2 separate regions of the Homo sapiens genome follow, and region 1 is linked to region 2. The links are chromatin loops, found by intact Hi-C in ENCODE. Cell type or tissue: dorsolateral prefrontal cortex. All regions are shown on one strand. Links, peaks and the distances in the headings refer to the core of each region. The heading gives the core; the rest is flanking DNA.

What was found. Hi-C counts contacts between places; a loop is a spot of excess contacts. Peaks named below come from ENCODE experiments on the same cell type or tissue, not always from the same donor. Only the 100,000 strongest peaks of a DNase experiment are listed, where the experiment ranks them.
Region 1: a loop joins it to region 2, with 13 times the contacts of the local background. A loop is called at or near these places in 1 of 110 quality-filtered maps.

Annotation. Positions count from the first base shown.
Region 1 is chr5:161,991,855-162,009,571 of GRCh38, forward strand. It overlaps LINC01202 (long intergenic non-protein coding RNA 1202), which reads right to left and starts at 9,342. Exons shown (of 3, transcript NR_126372.1): 1 at 9,266-9,342. In dorsolateral prefrontal cortex, for the core only: no CTCF peak of the experiment used is centred there; no DNase peak of the experiment used is centred there; H3K4me3 peaks cover 2,079 bases; H3K27ac peaks cover 3,650 bases.
Region 2 is chr5:162,062,608-162,071,598 of GRCh38, forward strand. It overlaps GABRG2 (gamma-aminobutyric acid type A receptor subunit gamma2), which reads left to right and starts at 5,166. Exons shown (of 10, transcript NM_198904.4): 1 at 5,166-5,499. The coding sequence starts at 5,393. In dorsolateral prefrontal cortex, for the core only: no CTCF peak of the experiment used is centred there; DNase peaks (open chromatin) are centred at 4,694 and 5,964; H3K4me3 peaks cover 4,612 bases; H3K27ac peaks cover 3,557 bases.

The DNA of each region.
Region 1 (17,717 bases), core at 5,893-13,892, 66 kb before region 2:
CATATTAGCCTTTCTCTTTTTGTTCCTGGAACATGCCAAATTATTTTTCACTTGCTCTTTTTACTGCCTGAAATGTTCTTTCCTCAAAATTTCACAGGCCTGACTATTTCTCCCTATTCAGACACCAGCTCAAATGCCCATTACTATTCAATCTGAAGTAAGTCCAGTCAAAGATTCTGTCCCTAATATTATCTTAAAACAATCATCCTATAGATTTATTGCTTCTGTTGTTTTTCTCTTCCACAAGATGGAAAGCTCTATTTGAAAAGTTCTTATCTGTCAACGGCACCATAGCATCCCCAAATCTAGAAGAGCGATTGACACACTGGTGGTGCAAAGGTCTTGGAGGGGCCACATCTTTACATCTTCTCCATAAGTGTTCGAGAAACAGAGAGGTGGAAAAAAAAAGAGAAAAAAGGAGTGGCAGATGATAAGTCCAGTCAATGATTCTGTCCCTAATATTATCTTAAAACAATCATCCTATAGATTTATTGCTTTTGTTGTTTGTCTCTTCCACAAGATGGAAAGCTGTATTTGAAGAGTTCTTATCTGTCAATGGCACCCCAAATCTAGAAGAGTGACTGACACATTGGTGGTGCAAAGGTCCACATCTTTACATCTTCTCCATAAGTGTTTGAGAAACAGAGATGGGGGAAAAAAAGAGAAAAAAGGAGTGGAAGATGAAGGTCAAAGTATTATCTACATCACTGGCTGTAGTATAGTGTGATAAACAAATAGGTCAACTAATTAACACAAGAATTAGGCTGACTCTCTCTACCTGTTTCAGTCAATATCAGCTGGGTCAGGCCTGATGCAGAAAAATATACTGCTGGAGGATCAAATGAGAATTCATGACTTACAATGAAAAAAGAAGGAGCTGTACTGAGACTGACCAGTTTATTCTTCTGGTATCAGATGAGATCACTCTGCTGTCCTAGAGGGTCAGTATGTCAAGAGGCGGAGAGAAGCCAATAGGTACATTAACTGACCTCCTTTCACCTGGAAAGAAGTGTCTCAAGAGAGAAATTAGTGATATCTCCTAAATAAGAAATCAATAAATATTCTTTGAATAATTTTTTCGTGAACTCATTACAGATGACAAAATGGAGATGTTGTGGGGTTAAAAGAGATTTTCCCCCAGATTTAAAGCAGGTGTCCTGTTTTCTAGTCCAGTATTTTCATACAACACTGTAATAAAGTATTTCTGAATTTAAACTTACTGGTGGCCAGCAAAGGCCACAGGAACTAATAATGAGGCATGAATGAAAGAAAACAGATATGTCCTGAAATTGTAATAGGGGACATGAGACCAGTGTTTACATTCCAAGCACCCATCAGTTTGGGATCTAAGAGCCGGTTTTCTCTGCTCATTGGCTGCTCATTTTCAGTGAGTCTCCATTACTAAAAGAAGACAAATAAACCATGGATAGAAACTAATCTATCTACACTCAATTAAACTACGACGCACTTAATTTTTTTGCCCCTAAGAGAGTGCAATTAGTCCCCTTTGAAAATGTATTCCTGTTCCAAGGGAATAGCAGAACCTCTGAAAATGGATGTTGAAAGCAAAAATGTTTTGAAGAAAGTCTCCTCACCCTTTCTTAACCATCTGGCATTTCAGTTTTCCCTCTTTAGGCCCAACTTCCCCTTGTTCAGTCCCTGATGCCTCCCTAAGATAATTCTCTGCATGTCATTGTTTTTCTAGTAATAATTTTCTTCTTATTGTTCACAGAGGCACCTAGGCTAAGATCTAAGAATGTATAGAGTCAGAAGTGTACCCTAGAAGTCACCCTGGCTTTGGAGGACAAAGTTCTAATTTCTAGTTCTTCGTTTTGTAACTCTGGGAAACTTGTTTCACTCTCTCTGGGCTTCAAGGCCCTTATTTTTAATTTGAAGTACGGGATTTCAGTTAGCAATAGAACACCTGAAACATTTTTTTCATCAAACTCTTAAATAAAAAGCAATAAAAATATGCAACTTCTCTGGTTAAAGTAGAAAGAGGTTGTGGGGGAAAGGGCAAAAACCAAAGGAAGTCCTTCTCAGGCCGTTAGATGTACAGGGAACAAGCCACTGAACTAAACAATGTCTGATATTCTTTGCATTTCTAATAACTCTGATTCCTTTTTAGTGAAATATGGTCTGTAGTTATCAGATAGATCTAAGTTTGAATTCAAGTATCTGTGTGACCCTTGGAAATTTATTTAACCTCTCTATGCAGATTGTTTCGTCTTTCGCAAACGGGGGAAGTTAAAATACATTACTCTGTTTTTCAAACAAATGTTGGCAAAATACTTTTTCTGAGACTTTCTTATCTCAACAATATCTTAGCATTTTTTCTGTGTAAATCTTCCTCATCTTTGTAACTGCTCCAAACTATTCCAAAGCATTAATCAAACATAATTACCCTTTGCCTTTCTATTGAACTTCAGAATTTTACCATATTTTTTTATTGTAAATAATCTTGCAATGAATATCTGTATGTTATCTACTTCCAAATGTAAAAGATATCTGGCTTATTTATACGTTTTTCTTTAATTCTTCCCAAAGCTCCATGTGTTAGACAGAATATAATTTTCTATTTGAGAATTGGGACTCAAACTCAGTTTTTTTCAGACTTCTAGAATATACAACTTTAAAAGAGTTACATTTCTAATAGTGAGATAATCATACTGTGGTCCCTCGCCCCCTGTAGTATTGGAGAAGACCAGATCTATGGCAGCCGTTTAGTGACTTTTTGGAAAACTTGCAAATTCTGATTGCAGGATTAATTTGAGTTCTGGAGTTTTAACCAGGACAGGCAAAACTTCAGCATTTGTGGTTGGGTGTGATCGCTCATGCCTGTAATCTCAACATTTTGGGAGACTGAGGTGGGCAGATCACCTGAGGTCAGGAGTTCAAGATTAGCATGGGCAACATGGCGAAACCCAGTCTCTACTAAAAATACAAATATCAGCTGGGAGGGGTGGTGCATGCCTGTAATCCCAGCTCGTGGGATTGAGGCACGAGAATGGCTTGAACCCCAGAAGTGCAGGTCGAAGTGAGCCGAGATTGGGCCACTGCACTCCAGCCTGGGCAACATGTTGAGATTCTGTTTCAGAAAACAAAAACAAAACTTTAGCAATTGTTTTTCTATCCATTGTTGGAGGGAAAAACAACAACCACAACAACACCTAGAACAACTTCTGAGTTAAGAGATGGGCAAAACAATCTGAGTGTAATTTACTCAATTATTTTTAGTTCCACATGAGACACTGACCATTTGGCATTTGGCAAGAGAAGAAAAATTCATTCACGCAACTCTTGGGAAATGTTAGGAATCTGAAGAACATTACAAACCACGAAGCCAGTATTCTGCATAGATGAAATAATATCCCTGCTAACTCAGTTTCTCACCCTGGATCCTACCAGCAACTGACACCAATTGTCTTACTACCAAAATTGCTGCAGTCACTTTTCAAGTGGTCTTCATCATGGAACTAGTCCTTTCATAGACAAAGAGTACTGAAGCAACAATAAAGTTGAAGCTGAGAGCAAAAACCTAAACAAAACCACTCAAGCAAACAAACATGGCTGCAGTGCATACCCATCTCTAGTGGGGATCCTGACTCTCATCTATATGAACCTCAAATCTCCTTAAATATTATTTATAGCTTACTCTCTCATCCCTACTTTACTACTTATTTGATTTTATCCATACCCTCAAATAAGGAAAACAAATCTTATAGTCAATTATTTATCCCAGCTTACACACATCCCATCATTTCCAACTTTTGCAAAGTTACCTTGTTGCATCCTTTCCTTCCATTTCACTTTACCCACCATTCTCTAGGATGTCATTATCTCATGACTGGATGGATAAACAACATTAGTCTGTCATCAAACTTTACTTTAGTCTTCTCCTTTTGTAGAATATTCTAATCATCCAAATGAAATTCCCGGAATATATCATAATGTATATATTGTTACAAAGATCCTAAAACACTTGGCTGACTGCAATAAACAATCCTATTTACTTTCAAGTTCCTTTATTCTAGGACATAATTGGCCATCTTTGTTCTCATATAAATCCTCAAAATGAGTCTAGCTTTCCTGTCTTCGCTCCACACTTTTTTATTTTATTCTTTTTTTTTGTAAATCCAGCACATCCCCTCATATTAAATATAAAAAGAAATAACCCTCAAGCTTTGTATTGAGGAAAGCGAGGGAAGAAAATACATAGTGAAGTTACAAAGTGCTTAACTTCAGAATAGTGCTGCAATAAACATGGGAGTGCAGATACCTCTTCAATATACTGATTTCCTTTCTTTTGGGTGTACACCTAGCAGTGAGATTGCTGACTTATATGGTAGCTCTATTTATCATTTATTGAGGAGCTTCTAAACTGTTTTCTATAGTGGTTGTACTAATTTACATTCCCACTAACAGTGAATGAGGATTCCCTTTTCTAAACATCCTTGCCAACATTTGCTATTGCCCTTGTTTCAGATAAAAGTTGTTTTAACTGCAGTGAGATGATATCTTATTGTAGTTTTGATTTTCATTTATCTGATGATCAATGATGTTGAGCACCTTTTCCTATACCTGTTTGCCATTTGTATGTTTTCTTTTGAGAAATGTCTATTGAGATATTTTACCTGTCTTTAACTCATAAGTTAAATTTTTTCCTCTAGAGTTGTTTGAGCTCTTTATATATTCTGGCTATCAATCCCTTGTCAGATGAATAGTTTGCATATATTTTCTCCCATTCTGTGGGTTGTCTCTTCACTTTGTTGATTGTTTCTTTTGCTGAGCAGAGCTTTTTAATTTGATGTGATTCTATCTGTCCATTTTTGCTTTGGTTGCCTTTGCTTGTGGGGTATTACTCAAGAAATCTTTTCCCAGAGCAATGTCCTGGGGAATTTCCCAAATGTTTCCTTTTTGTAGTTTCAGTCTGAGGTCTTAGATTTAAGTCTTTAATCAATTTCAAGTTTATTTTGTATATGGCAAGACATAGGCATCTAGTTTCATTCTTCTGCATGTGGATATCATTTTCCCAGCACCATTTATTGAAGAGATTGTCCTTTCTCCAATATCTGAATAGACATTTCTCAAAATAAGACATACAAATGGCAAACAGGTAAAAGAGAACGTGCTCAACATCATTGATACAACAATCTGAGAAATGCAAATCAAAATTACAATGTGATATCATCTCACTACAGTTAAAATGGCTTGTATCCAAAAGACAGGCAATAATACATGCTGGTGAGGATATGGAGAAAAGGGAACCCTGTACACTGTTGATGAAAATGTAAGTTAGTAAAACTACTATGCAGAACAGTTTTGAGGTTCCTCGAAAAACTAAAAAGAGCTACCATACGATCCAGCAATCCCACTGCTGGGTATATACCCCCCAAAAAGGAAATCAGTATATTGAAGAGATATCTACACTCCCATATTCATTGCAGCTCTATTCACAATAGCCAGGATGTGGAAGCAACCTAAGTGTCCATCAACAAATGAATGGATAAAGAAAATGTGGCACAAATACACAATGGTGCACTATTCATCCATAAAATATATGAGATACTGTTATTTACAAAAACATGGATGGACCGTCTGGCCATTATGTTAACTTAAATAAGCCAGGCACAGAAAGACAAACTTGACATGTTCTTACTGATTTGCGGGAACTAAAAATTAAAACAATTGAACTCATGGAGATAGAGAGAGGACAATGGTTACCAGAGGCTGGGAAAGGTAGTTGGAGGTTTAGAGGGAAAGTGGGGATGGTTAATGGGTACAAAAAGTAGTTATATAGAATTAATACGATCTAGTATTTGAAAGCACAACAGTCAATAATAATAATTTAATTGTGAATTTCAAAATAACTAAAAGAGTATAATTGGATGGTTTGTAACACAAAATATAAATGCTTGAGGTGATGAATGCCACATTTACCCTGATATGATTATTACACATTGCATAACTGTATCAAAATATCTCATTTACTCCATAAATACATACACCTCCATGAATACATACACCTCCTATGAACCCACAAAAATTGAAAATAGAAATTTTTACAAAAAGAAAGAAAAAATGCTTATCTTGGGGAAAATGGGAGTGTAGGTATCATTTTATATCATTTTTCTACTTTTCTCTACTGTTTACAGTTTTTAGTGGGAAAGCATTTCTTTTATAACACAGAAAAGAAAAAAACAGCCATTTTCTTACTTTGCTATCTACTCTCTTCCATCTTAGCATTGGAATTTTTAAAAATATTTGAACATGTTGCTGCACAGAATAAATAACCATGTTTTCCCGTTTGCTTTACAGTTAGATATGGCCATGTGACTTAGTTATGGCCAATGAGATGTAAAGGGAAATAGTATATACAATTTTGAGAAAGTTGGATCATTTGGAACTAAAATTGGCTGAAAAAAAAGGGACTTTTTCTTCTATCTTCCATCTTTCCTTGTCAAGTAATGATATTTTAGAATTCCCACAACCATCTTGGATCATGAAGTGAACTTGAAAATAGAAGCACTAAAGAGAGTGATGGAGCAGAACAATAGCAGTCTGGGGCCCTGAATCACAGCGTGGAGCCTTCTTATCTGCTTCAGCTTATCTACCTCCAGACTTCACTTCTCTTTTTCCAGAGATGGAAAATAAAGTTGACCTTGTTTAGGTGATCATTGCTCTAGTTATTGCTTGTTGTATATGCAGAGAAGCCTAAACCTAACTAACGCAAGGAGGTAAAAAATAAATCATCATAATGTTGTTAATAATTTAAAGTAATATAATTTATGATCACATAAATCAACACACAAACGATTTACATAATTTATTTGTAAGAAGAAAGAGCTAATTATTCAGTCCTGGGACTCCTAGCTTCCAATATCAAATCCACCTTTCACAGCAGTATGAATTTACTGCATCTATTGAATCTCAGTGTCTTATTCAATATAATAGGGTGTGCAGTTCCCACATTGATCTCTATCTCCTGGCCTTCATTCTCTTGTGTATTCCTCCCCTTGAGTACAGACTGCAATTATTGTTTCTATTCTGTTCTAATTTATATCTACATTTGTATATGTAGAGAAGCCAAAATCTAAGAAATGAGCTTTAGTTAGGTTTAGGAATATACAACAAGCAACAACTACAGCAACAATCACCTAAATAAGATCAATTAGCTCATAAAAGACCATCATTTCCATCTTTCACTTGCTTGCTCTTTCTCTCTCGCTCCTTCTCTCCTTCCCTCCCTCCCTCATTCTCCTTGGCTCCGTTGCCATGAAGAAGAAGCCAGCTGCTATATCCTGAGCAGCCCTGTAGAGAAGCCCATACTTCATGGCTGAGATCTGAAGCTGTCAGTTCAGCAGCCAGTAAAAAACCTGAAGCCTAATAATCATGTGTGTGACCTTAGTGGATCCTTTGGACTCACTTAAGTCTTGGTATGTCTGCAGCTCTCGCTAACAGCTTATGTGAAACCTCATTAGAGACTTTGAGTCACAGAAATCCAGGCAAACCACTTCCAAATTTCTGACCACAGAAAGTGTGAGAATATAAATCTTGGTTGTTTTCAGTCGTTAAGTTTTGGAGTAATTTGTTATTCAGCAAAACATGGTTTAATTGTATTACATAGAGGTATAAGTATCTCCTCATATATATTTATTTTAATAAAACAGCTTGAACCCTGGTATTCAAGGCTGCAGTGAGCCAAGATTGCACCACTACACTCCAGGCTGGATGACAGAGTGAGATCCTCCCTCTTAAAAAATACATATATAAAAAGAAAAAGAAGCAAAAATGTTTTTATTAAAAATAATTAACAGAAAATTATTTCTGGGAATTTTATCTCTCATTTGCAGAGCATACTCCTCTTTCCACTTTAATTTCTAGATAAAGACTACTAAAATGTCTTATTTATCTTTTTTATAAGTCTTATGTTAGTGTATCATGGTCTTAATATAGAGTAGGCATAACAAAAGTTGCTTCACTATGGGCCATGCTTTAGGTAAGAGTTTTTAACCTCAGCACTACTGACATTTTAGGCCAGAAAACTGGCTAATTATTTGTTGTAGGAGAGTTGTATGGAGGATTGTAGGATATTTAGCTGCAATGCTGGCATTTACACACTAGATATCAACACCATCCCTCCCTCCAAGGTCTGACAATCAAAATTGTCTCCAGAAGTGGTCAAATGTTTCCAAGAGGAGCAGACAAAATTGCACCTGTTTAATGTTTTAATGTCCTGTATTATGGGCAAAAAGAGGGATTTTATTTGCAAGTAATAATTTGAACAGGGTTGAGTGATGTTCTTGGCAGATGGCACATCCTTTCTGCTGAACCTGTTAATGTCAGCCTGAGATGGACTATGACCTCCACAAAGGTAGCACTCAGTGATATGTCTGTGATTGTGCCATAGCTCCCACTCACTCTTTGAGGCAATCAATCATTGCTGATCATGGTCCTGGACAGTCTATATGTGTGTGTGTGTGTGTGAGTGTGTGTGTGTGTGTGTGTGTATTTTTTGTTTGTTTCTTTGTTTGTTTTCCCCAGGGTCTCACAAAACTTTCTAATCTTTTGGGACCTGTTTCTAGTCTATAATAGCGGAGTCAGATTTATCTGTTTTTATTTTCTTTCAAATGTATTCTTTCTAATATAAGCTTCTCCTTTTGGGGCTTAGCCATTTAAATTCTGAGTTAACAAGCTTGTACAAGCCAAAACCTTATGCTTTCAAGCTTAAATTCTCTCCAAAAAGTTAAAGAAGTTTGTTTTTATTTTTACTTCTGTTCTGTGCATATGATTTATCACTCTGATCTATTTTAATGTGAATAGCAATGTAAAATAAGTGGTAGTAGTTGACAGGGAAATAAATCCCTAGTAGTTAGTATATCAAAATATTCCCTCACTACAAATTTAAACAGATTATTTCAAAGTATTGGAAAAAATATAATATTTCAGTGTTGTATGTCTGTGAAATCTGGGTCACATTATTATGAAGCCATGACTCATAAGATTTAGTCTCTAAGGATGGTTGCTATTTTGCAGCATGATTTACAACTGAAAATTAATTAAAAGGAGATTCTATTCTTTTATATGTTACGGAGGCCACTACAGATGGTCCAAATCATTAACTGTCTAGCAAATTTTCTAATATTTCCTTTTAATTTTCAAGCATGGAGAGAGATACATATCTCTTCCTCAATTTGGTTTAATAACTTCTTTTCCTTTTCCCCTCATTCTTTCTTATAGAATTTTTAAGAACAAAAGGGCTTACCTCCAAAAAGGGGCAACACTTTCCTATATGTTGTGAAGAAAAAGAAACAGCTTCAGCGAGATTGCCATCCTCTTTCAGTCCAGGTTGAAGGGAAAGGCTCAGCACATAAAAGCACTAGCAATCTGTGCTGAGTGCTGAGAGAACACCAGAAAGGAAGTTCTCCATCTGTGTAAGGGGAGGAGGGAAATGGGTGGGCCAGGAAAGCATATATGGAGGACGTGGGGTCTTAAAAATGAAAAATGTGCCAGAAGGAGAAAAAAAGAGCTGCAGAAGTGTGATCTTGCACTTCTCTCTTCTCAATCTCTCTCTCTCTCTCTCTGAGACAGGATCTTACTCTGTCGCCCAGGCTGGAGTGCAGTGGCATGATCATAGTTCACTGCAGCCTTGGACTTCTGGGCTCAAGTAATCCTCCTACCTCTCCCTCCTGAGTAGCTGGGACTACAGCTCCACACTACTACAGCTGGGTAATATTTATTTATTTATTTCTGTAGAGATAGAGTCTTACTATGTTAGCCTAGCTGGACTCTAACTCTTGGCCTCAAGCGATCCTGCTGCCTTGGCCTCCCAAAGCACAGACTATAGGTATGAGCCACCACTCTTGACTTTTTGCTTCTCTTCACTCTTCTAACCCTGACTTATCTCCCATGCAACTATTATTTATTACAACTTGTGTTTGTGTGTGGTGTCTGAGTGTACACGGTCTCTTCCCTTATATTACACATTTCTTGAAGGTAAAATTATGTATCACATTTACTTATTATTCCTAAGAAAGCAATTTAATAGATTGTAGATACTTAACAAAGGCTATTTTTTTGCCTGTTGCTGAACCTAATTCCTTTATGCAAAATGTGAATCACATGTGGCTACAGAGAGGCCTTCAAAATCTTCAGCCCATAGAAGGAAAGCACAGTAACTATAACTCACAAGACACTTCTTAACTCATGTGGAGCTTGGAATAGAAGTCTGGAGGAGGGAAATTCCACAAAAGATCACAGATGTATTATTTGCAGATTAGTCAACATATGGCATGTTTAACTGCAGCTCTGAAAAAACAAGACTAAAACTGATGGTTCATTTTTAAAGTCACAAGCTATCGAGGCTTCTAAACATCATTTGAAAATGCCAGTGTTGGCCTGGCGCAGTGGCTCACGCCTGTAATCCCAGCACTTTGGGAGGCCGAGGTGGGTGGATCTCTTGAGGCCGGGAGTTCGAGACCAGCCTGGCAAACTTGGTGAAACCTCGTCTCTACTAAAAATACAAAAATTAGCTGGGCGTGGTGGCGGGTGCCTGTAATCCCAGCTACTTGTGAGGCTGAGGCAAGAGAATCTCTTGAACCTGGGAGGCGGGGACTGCAGTGAGCCGAGATGACACCATTGCACTCCATCCTGGGCCACAAGAGTGAAACTCCATCTCAAAAAAAAAAAAAAAGAAAGAAAGAAAATGCCAGAGTTTTGTTGACTCAAACGAAATTACCTAAAGCATTTTTCACATTTTAAAAATTGAATTGGAAATTCCAAAGTAGTTGAAAGTTTGGAGGGAAAAATGATTTTTTAAGGAGGCCAACTGTTCGTTTCATCATAAAGTCACAATCTACTCCCCCTCTTTCTCCCACAGGAAAAAAAAAAACACAAGATATGAAATAAAACCATTTTAGTATTACACGAAATTTATAATCTTCCTCTTCATTCATCTTGAACAGTAAAAAGAAGCATGGAAATTTAAAAAATAAAAGATTAACATTAAATCCCAGGAAAACATTCAGAATTCACTTTTATTATTGAGATAATTTAACAATGAGGAGGCCTCCTTGCTCTAAATTAGATCATACATTGATCATTCATTTTAATCACAGAGAGACAGAAATTTTAGGACTCCATATGACAGAGTGGACAAAAGGTTTACGTGACTCCTACACCTTATCAATTGCAATGCCCACTTCATTTCCACTGATTACTGTTAGAGGTTTTAAATCTCTACTTGAAGGTGGACAGCTTCAATTTTCTGGAAGATTAAGAACCTCACAGGTGCACTGCATTTGTGCATGGGAAGAACAGATTGCCAAAGCCTCTCATCTGAGACTGGCAGGTTCTACTGCACTGCAATCCCGTTGTTTGAACTATGACTCCATAATGAAATCCAATTACAGTTTCTTTTTTATAGTATTTTAAATCCCCATGGACTATCTCCCTAATATATTTATGGAGATATATGTACTAAAAGCACAAGACAGGCATACTTCTAACCAAAGGAAGAATATCACTCATCTTTCCTCAAGACAGACGTGCATCTAGTTGTTCATAAAGTATAGACCAATACTTTGGTTTAAGGACTGTTTTCATCTTTTATTTGTGTACTAATTTTCTCAAAGAAAAAATATATATCTTGCTGTTACACACTGAATGTTGTGTCTCTTATAGAATTCATAGGTTGAAGACTTAACCCCCAGTGTGGCTGTATTTGTAGATGGGGTCTCTAAGAATTAATTTAGGTTAAATAAGGTAATAAAGGTAGAACCTTGATCTGATAGAATTACTGTCCCTATAAAAAGAGACACCAGGCTGGACTTGGTGGCTCATGCCTGTAATCCCAGCACTTTGGAAGGTTGAGGCCGATGGATCACGAGGTCAGGAGTTCGAGACCTGCCTGACCAACACGGTGAAACTCCTTCTCTATTAAAAACAGAAAAAAATTAGCCAGGCTTGGTGGCATGCACCTGTAATCCCAGCTACTCAGGAGGCTGAGGGAGGAGAATCTCTTGAACCTGAGAGGTGGAGGTTGCAGTGTTGCAGTGAGCCGAAATCACACCACTGCACTGCACTCCAGCCTGGGTGACAAAGCGAGACTTTGTCTAAAAAAAAAAAAAAAAAAAAAGAGAGACACCAAAGAGCTCTCTTACCATATGAGAAGAGATTGGCCATCTGCAAGCCAGAAAGAGAGCTCTCAACAAAAATCAGTGTCCAGATCTTGATCTGGGACTTCCAGCTTCCATAACTGTGAAAAGAAAATTCTGTTGCCTAAGCCACCCAGCATGTGGTATTTGGTTATTGCAGCCTGATCAGACTAATACACTTGCTAATACCATGTAATCTTAGGCTACTTAGAAAAGGCACAATTAGGCTGATGACAATTAGAAACTACCTCTTCTGAATGTTAATTTTATATTTATTTTTTCTAGTATATAATTAAGTGATATTACAGTATGGTTCTTTGTGTTATTCTTTGAAAGTAATTTTGGAAGAGAAAATGTAAGTCAGAGTATTGCAAAACCACAAATTTGAGTTTTTATCTGTAAAATTCTAAGAATTCACATAAATCTTAACATTATTTCCTGTTATCTATAAGTTATCTGAAATTGTTATGTAAGTGACTTAAGATTGATTATATTTCTAATTTTTATTATAACCTACATTATTTGTTTTATTTTTACTTTTTAAAAATTAGTATTTATCTGTTTTACTTGTTCTCATTACATCCCCATCTTTAGTTCATTGCATCTGCCCCCTAGTGCCTTTAAAAGCATTGTATTTGTATAATATTTGGCTATATCTTCCTGATACAGCAAGAGCTCTGGCCTATAGCAATTACATTCTCCCTTGAAGCAACAATTTGATGAAAATTTTGTAAATTGATTGTATCAGGACTTTCCTCATTTACAACTTTATTAAAAAATAATCACCAAATATGCTGAATTTTGTCAAATTGTTGTTCTGAATCTGTTACATCAGGGGATTTTTCTATTTTAATCTCTTAATTCGGTGGATTACATGAATTAATTTTTGTAGTATTAAACAACATCCCTTGCCTTCTGTGATGCCTGTAACTTCCTTGTTATCCATTTTAAAGTAGTTTTAGTTTGCTACTATTTTGTTAGGATACAGCTACATTCATAAAGGAACTTGGAATGAATATATGTATGAAGCTAGAATATGCTTGATACAAAAATTCAAAATAGGGCAGCATGAAAAAGAAAGAAATATATATACATATATATATACATACATAGTGTATATATATATAGTTATCTTTATTCTTATGTGTACATATATATGTGTGTGTATATATATTTTTTCTTTTTCATGCTGTTCAATTTTGAGGTTTGAATCACAAATATGCTAGCTTTATAAAATAAGCTAAGGTTTTTTTCTTCTTTTTATATTATCTAGAAGCATTTTTGTGTAACTGAATTTTTTTTTTTTTAAACATTCGGTAGAAGCTATGAGTAAAGCCACTTGAGCCAGGAGTTTTCTTTGTGGGAAGATGTTTCACTACTTACTCAATTTTATTAATGGTTATGTGATAATTTAGGTTTGCCTATTTCTTCTTTTTTTACTTTTTTATTTTATTTTTGTGGGTACATTGTAGGTACATATGTTTATAAGGTACATGAGATGTTTTGATACAGGCATGCAACGTGTAATAATGACATCATGGAAAATGGAGCATCCATCCCATTGAGCATTTATTCTTTGTGTTAGAGCAATCTAATTATGCTCTTCTAGTATTTTAAAATGTACAATTAGGTTATTATTGACCATAGTCACCCTGCTGTGCTATCAAATAGTAGATCTTATTCTTTTTTTATTATATTTATTCTGAATAAGATTTGCTAACATATACTTTAAAATATTTTGTCTATATTCCTTAAATTCCAAATTTACATGCATAAATCATGTCCTGTTATTTTATATTTTTAAAACTTGCAATTTCTGTAGTGTGTCTTGTTTTAATTCTTGTCATTAACTATTTGGGCTTCTATTTTTTTCAAGCATTTTTCTCTTTTGCACTTTATGAAATTTATTTTTGATTAATTATTTTTCATTTATTTATTATTTATTTTTTCATTTATATTAGCCAGAGTCCACTCATAAAACATGAACATTAGACATATTAAACATATATGTTTGTTTAATGTTAGTCCACCTCCCTGGCCTTCCCAGGATTTCTGTAACTTGCTTATTATCTATTATTTTAAGTTGTTGACTTTGTGTGTGTGCATGTGTGTGTGTGTGATTATATGGATTTGATGTTATGCAATCATGGGAGTTGATTAAACAAACAGTTTCTGTAAGGATGCTGTATTTGTGTCTTGCACTAGAGCTTTAAATTGCAGAGTAGGAAATCAGGAAGGAAAGATTGATGTATGACCAGAAACAATGAGGATAAGCTGAAACCCATAAGTAGAAGGTGGACCCAATGAGGATGCCCTAAGATGTTTCAATCCTTCTGCCTTTCACCTCCTTTAACTTCAGCGATATGGATGTCCTGCAAGACAAAGCAACACCCTGCATCATGGAGTTAAACATGCATTTTTCCCAGTTGTTGGAATAGCTGAAGGAAAATGGTGAAAGGGGAATGAACAGAAGAGGCAGCTGCAGGCTGATTGTAGCCCATGCCAAGGAGGTGAGCCAGCAAATATGAAACTTGTGTAAGCTGCAAGTGTAGTGTACTTGGTAGCCCAATCTTGGATGTAAAAATCCATCACTTTTATCATATGCTATTGCATAAGAGCATTCCTAAATCCAGCCCATCCTGAGAAAAAGGGGAATATGTAACAAGAGGCAGCAAACATTGAGGGGCACCTTACGGGTTTCTTACCAATTGCTTTTCTTTTCAAAACTGCATTGACAAAAAACAAAACAATCTCATATCTCAAGATAAGCAAGTGTCATCAAACTATCAGGAATTATAAACCTTTTCTATATTTTCATAACTTTAAAATTTAAAAAAACATGTTATGCAATGTTTTACTTGTTTCTTTTCTAATACTACTATACATTTTCCAGGTAAACACATATATTTACATAAAACATTAACAATAATAGTAAGAAGAAAGAAAACTAAAATTTGATTTGGCATGAGATAATATTCTTTTAAATTCCTTGTAGTTTATATATCTTTTCTTAAAACAAATGAGCTCATTTCAGCTCAGGCCAATATTTCATACTCTATCTAAAGAGTTCTCTATGAAAATTTGCAAGATATTCCAGGTGGCATAACTCTAAAGATATTTGAAAGACAGGTATCAAGCAGGCTGTAAATTTCTTCATTTATCTTTTCTCCTCTATATACTTAATAAGGACATCCTGAACAGCAGTCCAAGCTGTCCTGCTTCAAAAGGCAAAAGTATAACAGCCAGTGATTTTTATGAGTACCTTGGAGACCAAGTTGAAAAAATAGATGTAGCCAAATACTATCTAAATTATCTCCATATAAAAGTAAATATTTTTCTTACTTTTCTATGGAACATAAATAATTTTAAAACTCATATATCACTCTTTATCACCTTGCTATCCAAAGTGTCAATTAAACATTTTTGGGAAGCTTGTGCAGCTACCCATATAAAGAAACTCCATTTAATATTTAACTAAGATGTGGATAACTTTCACTCAAATTTACTAAGATAGTTAATCAGAATGTTGTAAAATATATTCTATAGCCTATTGTCTTTTTAAAATTTTATTTTAATTTCAAGTTGGTTGCAGGGATAAATTCTTTAGGGGTGATTTCTGAGATTTTGGAGCATCTGTCACTTAAGCAGTGTACACTGTACCCAATATGTAGTCTTTCATCCCTCACTCATTCCCAACCCTTATCATCTGAGTTGACAAATTTCATTATTATTATTATTATTATTAAGAGACAGAATCTTGCTCTGTCACTCAGGCTGGGGTGCAGTGACATGATCTCGGCCCACTGCAACCTCCACCTCCCAGGTTCAAGTGATTCTCGTGCCTCAGTCTCCTGAGTAGGTGAGATTACAGGTGTGAGCCACCATACCCTGCTAATATTTTGTATTTTTAGTAAAGACAGGGTTTTGCTATTTTGGCCAGGCTGGTCTCAAACTCCTGGGCTCAATTGATCCACCCTCGTTGGCCTCCATTACATCATTCTTATGCCTTTGTGTCCTCAGGGCTTGGCTCTCACTTATAAGTGAGAACATACAATATTTGCATTTTCCATTTCTGAGTTACTTCACTTAGAATAATGGCCTCCAGCTCCATCCAAGTTGCTGCAGAAGACACTATTTAGTTCCTTTTTATGGCTGAGTAGTATTCCATGGTGTATATATACCACATTTTGTTTATCTACTTGTTTGAAAGGCATTGAGGTTAGTTCCATATTTTGCAATTGCACATTGTGCTGCTATAAACATGTGTGTGTATGGGTCTTTTTCATAAATGATTTCTTTTTCTTTGGGTAGATACCCCAGTAGTGAGATTGCCAGATCGAATGGTAGTTCTACAAATCTACATACTGTTTTCCATAGTGGCTGTACTAGTTTACATTCCCAACATCAGTACAAAAGTGTTTGCCTTTCACCACATTGGTGCCAATATCTATTATTACTTTCTAATTATGGCCATTCTTGCAGGAGTAAGGTGGTATCTCCCTAGGGTTTTAATTTGCATTTCCCTGATAATTAGTGATGCTGAGCATTTTTTATATGTTTGTTGGCTGTTTGTATATCTTATTTTAAGAATTGTTTATTCATGTCCTTAGCCCACGTTTTGATGGCATTATTTGTTTTTTTCTTGCTGAACTGTTTGAGTTAGTTCCTTGTAGATTCTGGATATTATTCCTCTGCTGGATGCATAGTTTACAAAGATTTTCTCCCACTTTGTTGATTGTCTGTTTACTCTTCTGATGATTTATTTCTCTGTGTAGAAGCTCTTTAGTTTAATTTGGTCCCATTTATTTACTTTTGTTTTTGTTGCATTTGCTTTTGAGGTCTTAGTCATGAATTATTTCCCTAAGCCAACATCTAGAAGAGTTTTGCCGATGTTATCTTCTAGAATTTTTATGATTGCAGGACTTAGATTTAAGTATTTGATCCATCTTGAGTTGATTTTTATATAAGGTGAGAGATGAGGATCCAGTTTCATTTTTCTACATGGGGCTTCCCAAGTATCCCAGCACCATTTATTGAATAGTATATCCTTTCCCCACTTTATATTTTTGTATGCTTTGTCAAAGATCAGTTGGCTATAAGTACTCGGCTTTATTTCTGGGTTCTCTATTCTGCTCCAATGGTCTACATGCCTATTTTTATTCCAGTACTATGCTGTTTGGGTAACTTAAAGCCTTGTAGCATAATTTGAAGTTGAGTAATGTGATGCCTCCAGATTTGTTCTTTTTGCTTAGTATTGCTTTGGCTATGCAAGTTCTTTTTTGGTTCCATATGAATTTTAGGATTGTTTCTTATAGTTTTGTGAAGAATAACGATGGTATTGTGATGGGAATTCCACTGAATCTGAGAATTGCTTTGGGCAGTATGGTCATTTTCACAATATTGATTCTACCCATCCATGAGCATGGGATGTGTTTCCATTTGTCTGTGTTGTCTATAATATCTGACAGTAGTGTTTTGTCATTTTCCTTGTAGAGATTTTTTACCTCCTTGGTTAATTATATTTCTAAGTACTTTTTTCTTTTCATAGCTTTTATAAAAGGG
Region 2 (8,991 bases), core at 992-8,991:
TCACTTGAACTTGGAAGGAGAAGGTTACAGTGAGCCAAGATCATGCCACTGCACTCCAGTGCAGTGCACTCCAGTTTGGGTGACACAGCAAGACTCTGTAATAATAACAAAAATAATAATAATAATAATTTCCATTTATCTGCTGAGATTCACTACTGCTAACTTATTTGACCATAAAAATATCATTACCAAATTTTTCTTTAAGTTCTTTAACTACTTTATAGTGGCTGCTTGAATATCCTTATCTGCCAACTGCAGTATCTGGAACTTCTCAGGTTTTGCCTGTTTCTATTGACTGTATTAAAAAAATACATACCCACATATACAAATATATATGTATATGTATATATATTTATCCTATTATCTTATACTGTTTTGTGACTTTTTTAAACAATGTACAGGACATTTTGTATATCAATGACATTCTGATTTGTTATATTCTTCTGATTGATTCCTGTTGATTTTTATTATCAATATTATGAGTTAAATTATCGATAAATTAATCTTGGGGAGGATTCATTTTATACTCTTTCAGGTTGGTCAATCTCATTTTCGTCCTTAGAGTAAATCCATTGTTATAGAACAGAGAAAAGTTATGGTCCTTCTAGGGTTTTGAAGGAATGTCAGAGAGGTTTATGAAGACCCCCTCACTTATTGGAATTCAAACTTCAAACTCTGTGTCTCCTGCAGTGAGTGGCAGCTGAAATATTTGCTCAACTTTTTAAGTCTCTCAATTTTTGCTTTCATCTGGGCTTCTTGAAGTCTTTTCTCCTTTTCCACACAAAAGCAAACAAAATTTAAAGGAAGTTTACATACAGATGTGAAGTCTTATACTTCTATCTGTGATTTTCCTGCTCAAGTGAGCAGCTCTGGTAGCCCCAAAGTTTCCTCTTAAACCTCAAGCCAATAAGATTGCTGCCTTCTGCTGATTCTAACCATCCTGCATTTTTGGGATGGAAGGACTTCCTGGATGTTGGACTTTCTGTGCTAAAAACTGGGAAGTTTCCACAGGGGAAAAGCCACAAAATCTTAGATCTCATCCAATTCAATTCAATTTATTTATTTATTTATTTATTTATTTATTTATTTATTTAGACAGAGTTTTGCTATTGTCGCCCAGGCTGGAGTGCAATAGCATGATCTCAGCTCACTGCAATCTCCCCTTCCCAGGTTCAAGCGTTGCTCTTGCCTCAGCCTCCCAAGTAGCTGGGACGACAGGCACGCACCACTACGCCCAGCTAATTTTTTGTATTTTTACGAGAGATGGGGTTTCACCATGTTGGCCAGGCTGGTGTTGAACCTCAGGGTATTCGCCCACCTCGGCCTCTCAAAGCGCTGGGATTACAGGCGTGAGCCACCTCACCCAGCCTCAATTTCGTCTCTTATTGGCCATATCGTCACACTTTCTGCCTCCTTTCAGTAGCATCCTACTACTTCACATATTTGCTTATTTAATATTTTGTCCAATAGTAATAATTATTACCTACAAAATGGTCAACTTTGTCACTACCAGAAGTAGAATATAAATGATATATTTTACTTTTCCAAGTAATGAGAGATTTGATATCAACAACCAAACTTGTCCAACTTATAACCTCATAATTCACTTCTGGGTGTAGTAACTATCACAAAAATAGTAGTAATAATACAATGTCAAATTATAAGCAAAAAAAAAAAAAACTTTATTCATAGAGAATTGACTTGTAAAACAATTTTCCAACATATTGGCAAGGCCTGTTTGGATGAGTGGATTTGGGTGGTAGTTTTCTTCTTTTACTTTCCAATGTTTTTCAAATGTTAGTATAATTAAATAAATACACACACATATACACATATATGCAGCAACTTGGCATACTGAGGATTTTAAACTGAAGGAAATTGAGAAGACCACAGAAGCAAGAAGATCTTTCTGACCTTCTTCTGCACCCCTTCTCTCCTGAATCAGGCCATGGAAACTATAGAGAATTTCCTTCGCTCCTTTTCCCCTGCAGTGGGCCATAAAACCTAGTTGACCTTCCACTGAAAATAGGTCATAAGGCCCTCAACCAAGGGATGTCCTCCCTGTGCCTGGAGAAAAACAATGTCTTTATCTCTGAAGACACAGAGACATGGAGAAGAATCTGAACTAGCAGGCCTCTCTGAGTTCCCCCATTTATGCCCTTTAGATCATATCTGTTTTTGTCCAGTAATGTTTCTGCACAACTATCCACTTCTTTATTTGATTTAGCATAAAATATACAATTTTCCCTGTTTCTTTTGAGCTTTCATTTCTAAAGGCTCCCATGTCACATAGAATTTGTATGAAATAAATATTTATGCCTTTCTATTGTTAATCTGTCATTTGTTATAGGGATCTCAGACATAAAATTTGTATCGGATAGGAAAATATATTATATATTTCCTCTATAATATATACATATATACTATGTGCAATGAGAAGGTAGCATCATGTTTATCAAATAAAGGTTACTTTATTGATTATAAGTATAATCTTAAAAAGGGGCAAGAGTTTACCTCAAAGTTGATAACAAAAGTAATTACTAGATCTCTTATAAACACCAATGAATATAACACATGTTGTAAAATCTTAGGAAATATATTAAAATACTTTTTTTTCAGACAGCAGTCAGCAAATAAGAAAGATCCACAGAGGCATACTGACACCTACTAGCTATGAATGGCACAATTAAATTTGTACTCAGATACTATAAATAGTAAAATTACCTCTATGGTTTCTCTTAATATGCTGGACAAAATTCCATCATTCAATAGCTTCTAATTTATAGGGGCCATTATAAGACTGATAAGGGATTAGTATATGAATCAGTACTTTGTGAATGTGACAGCATTCATTTTCACAGCTTCGTTATGCTTGACAATAAATAAACTCACTTGAGAAACTTAACACAAAAAAATTGGAAATGTCATGTATGGTAGATATTTTATATAGTGTGCAAAAATTGCAACCTTGTGGCCTGGATGCCTACTTGGTTTGGCCTCCTTTGCATTTTAAAAATTAGAACATTTTATTCTGCAATTCTTATTTCCATTTCTTCTGGCAATTCTGACTGGAACTGAACAGTGGCAGCTCCATTTGGATGGAGTATTGGCACTTCAGTGTGCATGGTTTCCACCACTTTACTGATTCATAAACTGCCAATGTCTTCCATTTATCTCACTTGCTTGGGTTTTGTAGGCACTTAAGTAAATACACACATACACACACACACACACACACACACACACACATCTTAGCCTACAAAAGTGTGATTGAATAATTTCACTAAGAAAATATATAGAGCTATAAACAAACTAGGCTCTTTGGAATAAAAATTGTGAACATAAGAAGGGGCATGACATTAGACAGTCATAGTGATGTAGTCCTATAGTCCCAGCTACTTAGGAGGTTGAAGTAGGAGGATTGCTTCAGCCCACGAGTTCGAGGCTGCAGTGAGCTATGATTGTCCCACTGTACTCCAGGCTGGGTCACAGAGCAAGACCTTGTCACTAAATTAAATAAATAAACAAATAAGTAAAAATCAAAGAAGGGGAAAATACCTTCACGGTGCAGCAAAGAACAAGAGCATTATATAAAAAGGGGATTATGTTTGCTCTGCCTCCATTTTAGTCACAATGGAAAGAAGTCAAAACTGCATTTGAATGTGGTTTTCATTGGATTTTTGTCTAAATGCCTTAAGAATAACTCTGCCTAAGGCAGAATTATGAAGCCATGCAGGATTCCAGGTGGGTCTGTCAGGACTTTTTTGCTTCATTGTCAGGATGCATCTCCTCAGCCCATGTGATGGGCAGCAGCCACTGGTAATTCTTTCTGCTTTCCTTGGATATACTTTAGTGTTAGTGATGGAGTGTGGACCTGATTTTCTCATGTTCTATTCCTATGTCTCCTAGACTCCTTACCCAAGTTCCATTCCTGGAAGACTTTTTTCTTGCAAAAAAGGCACTTATTTTGAAACAACTCCTTGTCACTTTCCACAAAGAGCTAAGATTGTTCCTCATCACTACTACTGCTTCCTGCATACTTTCAATGTGGTATCTTGACTTTAAAGAACCATGAAACACTCCCCCACTTTATTTTTCATGATTAATGAAAGGGATTTCCTCTGTGGTGGATGAACTGGTTTGGCATAAAGGGGGTATCTTCTACATATTAGTATCTATAGTAACATTCTAGGCAAGAAAGAAGCATACTAATACCACTCATCCAAACTAAAAACTTTCGGGATTATTACCAAGAACAAAAAATCAACCCCCCACATGACAAACAGAAATCCCTTTGCATTGTTAAATGACCTCCTGATTATACCCCTCTGCCCACCCTTCCTTCAAAAAACAGCCCTCCTATTTTGTGATGTGTAATCTTTATTCAAGCAGCTATCCCCACGCAATTACATTTGTCAAACTTCAAGCAGTTTTGTGTCTGTGCATTTTCACTGGGGTTGGAGAACTGACAAGGGAGGAATGAATCTTGAGTAGCATAGAATTTCTCCATGTCCTTTAATTCTATCAATGTTTTCTTCTCTCATTCAAATTGAATTCACCAAATCTGTCTGCCTACAGGATGACTTACTGAGACACTCACACCTCCCCCACTGTCTGCTCCCCCAGCTCTAACAATGCAACCATGATTTCTAAGACTGTACGAGTTTAAAATAAGGATTCTTGGCAGATCTGACGACCACAAACCTTCTGTCATTGATGATGTAGCTTCTGGGCTTGCTAAAGCATCTCTTGTCCCCATGAATGCCAGTCCTTGCATGCTGGTGTGTGCAGTAAAGGGTTAAAAAGCTTTGGAAAGACACCACGCATGTGTTAATTCGTGCTGCAGCAGCGTGCATCACTTCCACTTTGACCTCATAGTTAATCTGCGTGATAGTTAATCACGCAGAGTCTCTAGTGATTTTTTTCCTATTTATTTTAAATACACACACCCACAGGGCTCTGCCCCCTGTAAAAGAAAAAAAATCAAAACAAACAAATAAATAACCCCAAAGAGATGGACCCAGGGGAGAACGCGTAAGTGTGAGGGGCATGAGTATACACGAGTGTGCGTGTCTTTCCCTCTCCCTTATTTGTCTCCGTATGAGTCTCTCCTTGTACCCTCCCCCTGCCTCGATGATATTACTCCCCCAGACTTGGAAGCCGCTGCCAGAGTGACGCTTTGATGGTATCTGCAAGCGTTTTTGCTGATCTTATCTCTGCCCCCTGAATATTAATTCCCTAATCTGGTAGCAATCCATCTCCCCAGTGAAGGACCTACTAGAGGCAGGTGGGGGGAGCCACCATCAGATCATAAGCATAAGAATAATACAAAGGGGAGGGATTCTTCTGCAACCAAGAGGCAAGAGGCGAGAGAAGGAAAAAAAAAAAAGCGATGAGTTCGCCAAATATATGGAGCACAGGAAGCTCAGTCTACTCGACTCCTGTATTTTCACAGAAAATGACGGTGTGGATTCTGCTCCTGCTGTCGCTCTACCCTGGGTAAGATGTGCCCTTTTTGGCGTCGTTTTGTTCTGAAGAGGTGGGGGGAAGGTGTGGGGAGGGGTAACTCGGGAGACCACCCAGATTTAAAACACTCTCCTAGGATGTGCGGCTTTACAATTTAGGAGAGAGCGAATATATGGGGCGGGGACTGGAGGGAGGAAAGTGGAAGGTCACTTTCGTTAATGTATTCATTTATTGGATTTTATTTTATTTTTTGTTTGGTTTTAGAGTGGAAAAGGTAACCTCATAAAGACTAAATATTTAGGGAGTAGCATTTTGACATTATTGCAATCTGATATCGGAGTGGGCTGTGCTGATACACGCCGGCATTTGAGGCCGTGTTGCAAGCATTTTGGGTGGGGGTCTGATGGAGAAATTTACAAATGGGTCCTGGCGCACACCGGAGAGATATGTGTGAGGGAGCTGGGGGGAGGGGCGGCGGGCGGCCCTGTTCCTGTGTACTAAGGCATCGCATGCTTCTGCACCTGGCATTCTTAAGGTCAGTCAGCCAGGTTTTGCATCCAGTCCCATTGACCCAACAGCCAACTACCCGTGTGCAAACATGGTTCAGCACCAGGGACAGCAGTCCTGGTGAGGGCCAAAGGGATAGAGGCTTGTCTAACCTGATAGAACGTCTCTAAATATACTCAGGGCATCCACAGAGTCAGAGAGAAGGCCAATGAAGCCACGGGGCACTAATGAAATATACAGATCCTGATCTGTTTACCTCTACTCCCTCCTTGATATGGGAAGGGGACTATTGGGCATAGGGTGGAGAACGTAGTTAAATGATTGCATAGGGGAATATACGTCTGGAAAAGAGTTGGCCTTGCTGCAGTGTTGGAAAATATGCTGAACCAGGTGAATGTGATGCCATAATCGTGAAGTACACATTAATGTTTTAAAACCTTGCTGCACTGAATAGAAAAAAAAAGGTAAGGCTGGAGACTGGACTCCTGAAAACCCTGAGAATGTGTATGCCCTGAAGTGCCCGGCATTTAAATTTACTTGAACTTTCCTGAGCTAAGAGTATTAGAGGAGCAACCATCCATGCAGCCTAGCTGACTATTCGTCTACCTACCTAAGCACCTTCCCCGCTCTCCAAGCTTTCTAACTAGGACCAAAGCCATGTTAGAGGTCCACTATTTACATTACTTGCATTCTTCTATACTTTCATTTTGAAATAAAGTTCTATAAATATACCTCTCATATCCTACCAATATAAAGAAAGACACAAACAAAAACTAGCTATAGAAAATATCAAGACAGTGCCCTAACATTTTTTTGTGGGTCGACAATCTTACATGGTAGTTGTAACAAAAGCAGCTGAAAAGGATGGAGGTTAAACTAGTTTTTAAAAAAATTATTGAAACTAGGCAACTTCTCTGGCCCCCTCTTCTGTAAGATGGGTAATAAGACAGATAGATTTATGATAAAGAGACCCAGGCAAAACAAAGAGTGAAAGCCTCACTTTGGAGTTTCTAAACAGAGAGAGGGTCTGCTTAACTCTTCCAGCACTTTTTGTACCTTACTAATTTACTATAAAAATAGAATGTATTTTCACTAGGATTATAACATTTCAGTAGCTTTCTCAGAATATGAGAGGGCCTTTTACTGGAAACAGTCTTATATGTAATACAATTTGGTGAAATCCTGAAAAAAGTAATTTTTTGATTCAAAATTTGAATTCATTTTTATACTTAAGGTTGTGGATAGCTATTAATTTGTTTCGGAAATTAGAAAACAGTTACTTACTAAAAGAAAATATCTTTCCCCTATTTCTACCATTAATGAAACCTGTGGATTAAAATCTAGACAAGACACAAGGGAATGTCTTTCTTTTTGACTCATCTCCATCTTAGTAAACAGTTGTCTAACTTAATAGATAAAATATTATGTATTTTCTCTCCAGTAACCCTATTTTAACCTAAACATGTTTAACTTTACTATAGTTTATAAGAAAATAGTATTTAAGATGTCTTCTTGTTGCCACAGCCCCACCTTTTCCATTTCAATGTCTTATACAAAGTAAATTTGATGATACATTTTAATTTTCAATTTGTACCAGACTATCTTAGATGAGTTTTTTAAAAGAGCTCTATAAATATGAGCTATCTGTAATGGAAACTCCCAAAAGTGGTAATTTTTACATTCTCTCATAGTGACAGAGAATGGAGTCATTGCTGTTTGGTGCAGAGAATGTGATCAGAGTTTCAGTCTGCTGCAATCCCATAAAAAAAGTCATTTGAATTGTTGAGTAGGACTGGAGGTAAATAGAAGCTTTGATTTATAAAGTTGATCCTGAGGAAGGACAATAAATAACTGGGAAATATTTGAGACATGAGGAGTCCATAGGAAGTGGTACTTATGAAATAATACTTTTGTGGTAGACAGTAGTAGCAGAACCACCTAGAAAGTTAAAGATAAATAAAAAAAAAATTGGTTTTTTATTTATGTAACTCAAAAGATTGTTTTCGCCCTCATTAAGTGACAAAATTTATTAGTCTATGTCTTTACAAAAGTGAAACAAAGAGAAAAATAAAGCATCGTAGTGAGAATATTAATAACTAATATCTCTTCTTATAAGTGAAATAGTTAATTTCTGAAACCCAAAATTTTTGAAACATTCACATAGCTTGTGCTGTCATAAAAAATAACCTGGGGAACTTACTAAAATGGAGATTCCTACACTATACACTGAATGCTTTTGAATCATTATGTCTGGGGAGAAAAGGAATATTCAACAGGAGTATTTTCAACAAGTACCCTAGACCTCACTTTGAAGAAAAGTGGTCTATACTTTTCTGATTTCCAAAAGTTTATCATCATATTTAATATTTAAAGGTGTTTTGATTATTCATACTTTATTATTCAGTTGGGCAGAATGAATCAATTTAACTTCAATCTTTTATTTGTATGTAAATCATTGAGAATATTATACATATAACAAAGCATAAGGAATAGTATAAAGAATACACCAACATTAGTTATAAGAAGATATTGGCTCCAAAAAAATAAAACATATATACATATATAAATGTGTATGTGATTATATTGAAAAACTATATATATACCACATATATATGCATAGAGATTTTAAAACAAATCTTATAACTTTATAAACTTTTTCAGTGTAATTTTATTCCATCTCAGAGTAAAAATACCCTAAAGGGAAAAAAATATATAGAAAAACATAAAAAATAATTTAGAGTAAATAAGAATAACTGAAACATAAAATGTTTTTATTTTATTAGAATAAAACAAGATTTTGTAATATACTTAGAGTGACAAATAATTATTTTTCAAGGATAAATTGAGCAGAAATAAAATGGACTGAATTTTTGATGATCTGTCTAAACTTTACTTTTAAGTGCTCATTCTGAATTTTTAAAAAGAAAATACAGTTAATGGTTTATACATATTTTCTATTTTTATCTGCTACCTAAACAAAGATGCTTTTGATGATGTTTCTTATGAGCTGCTAAAGTG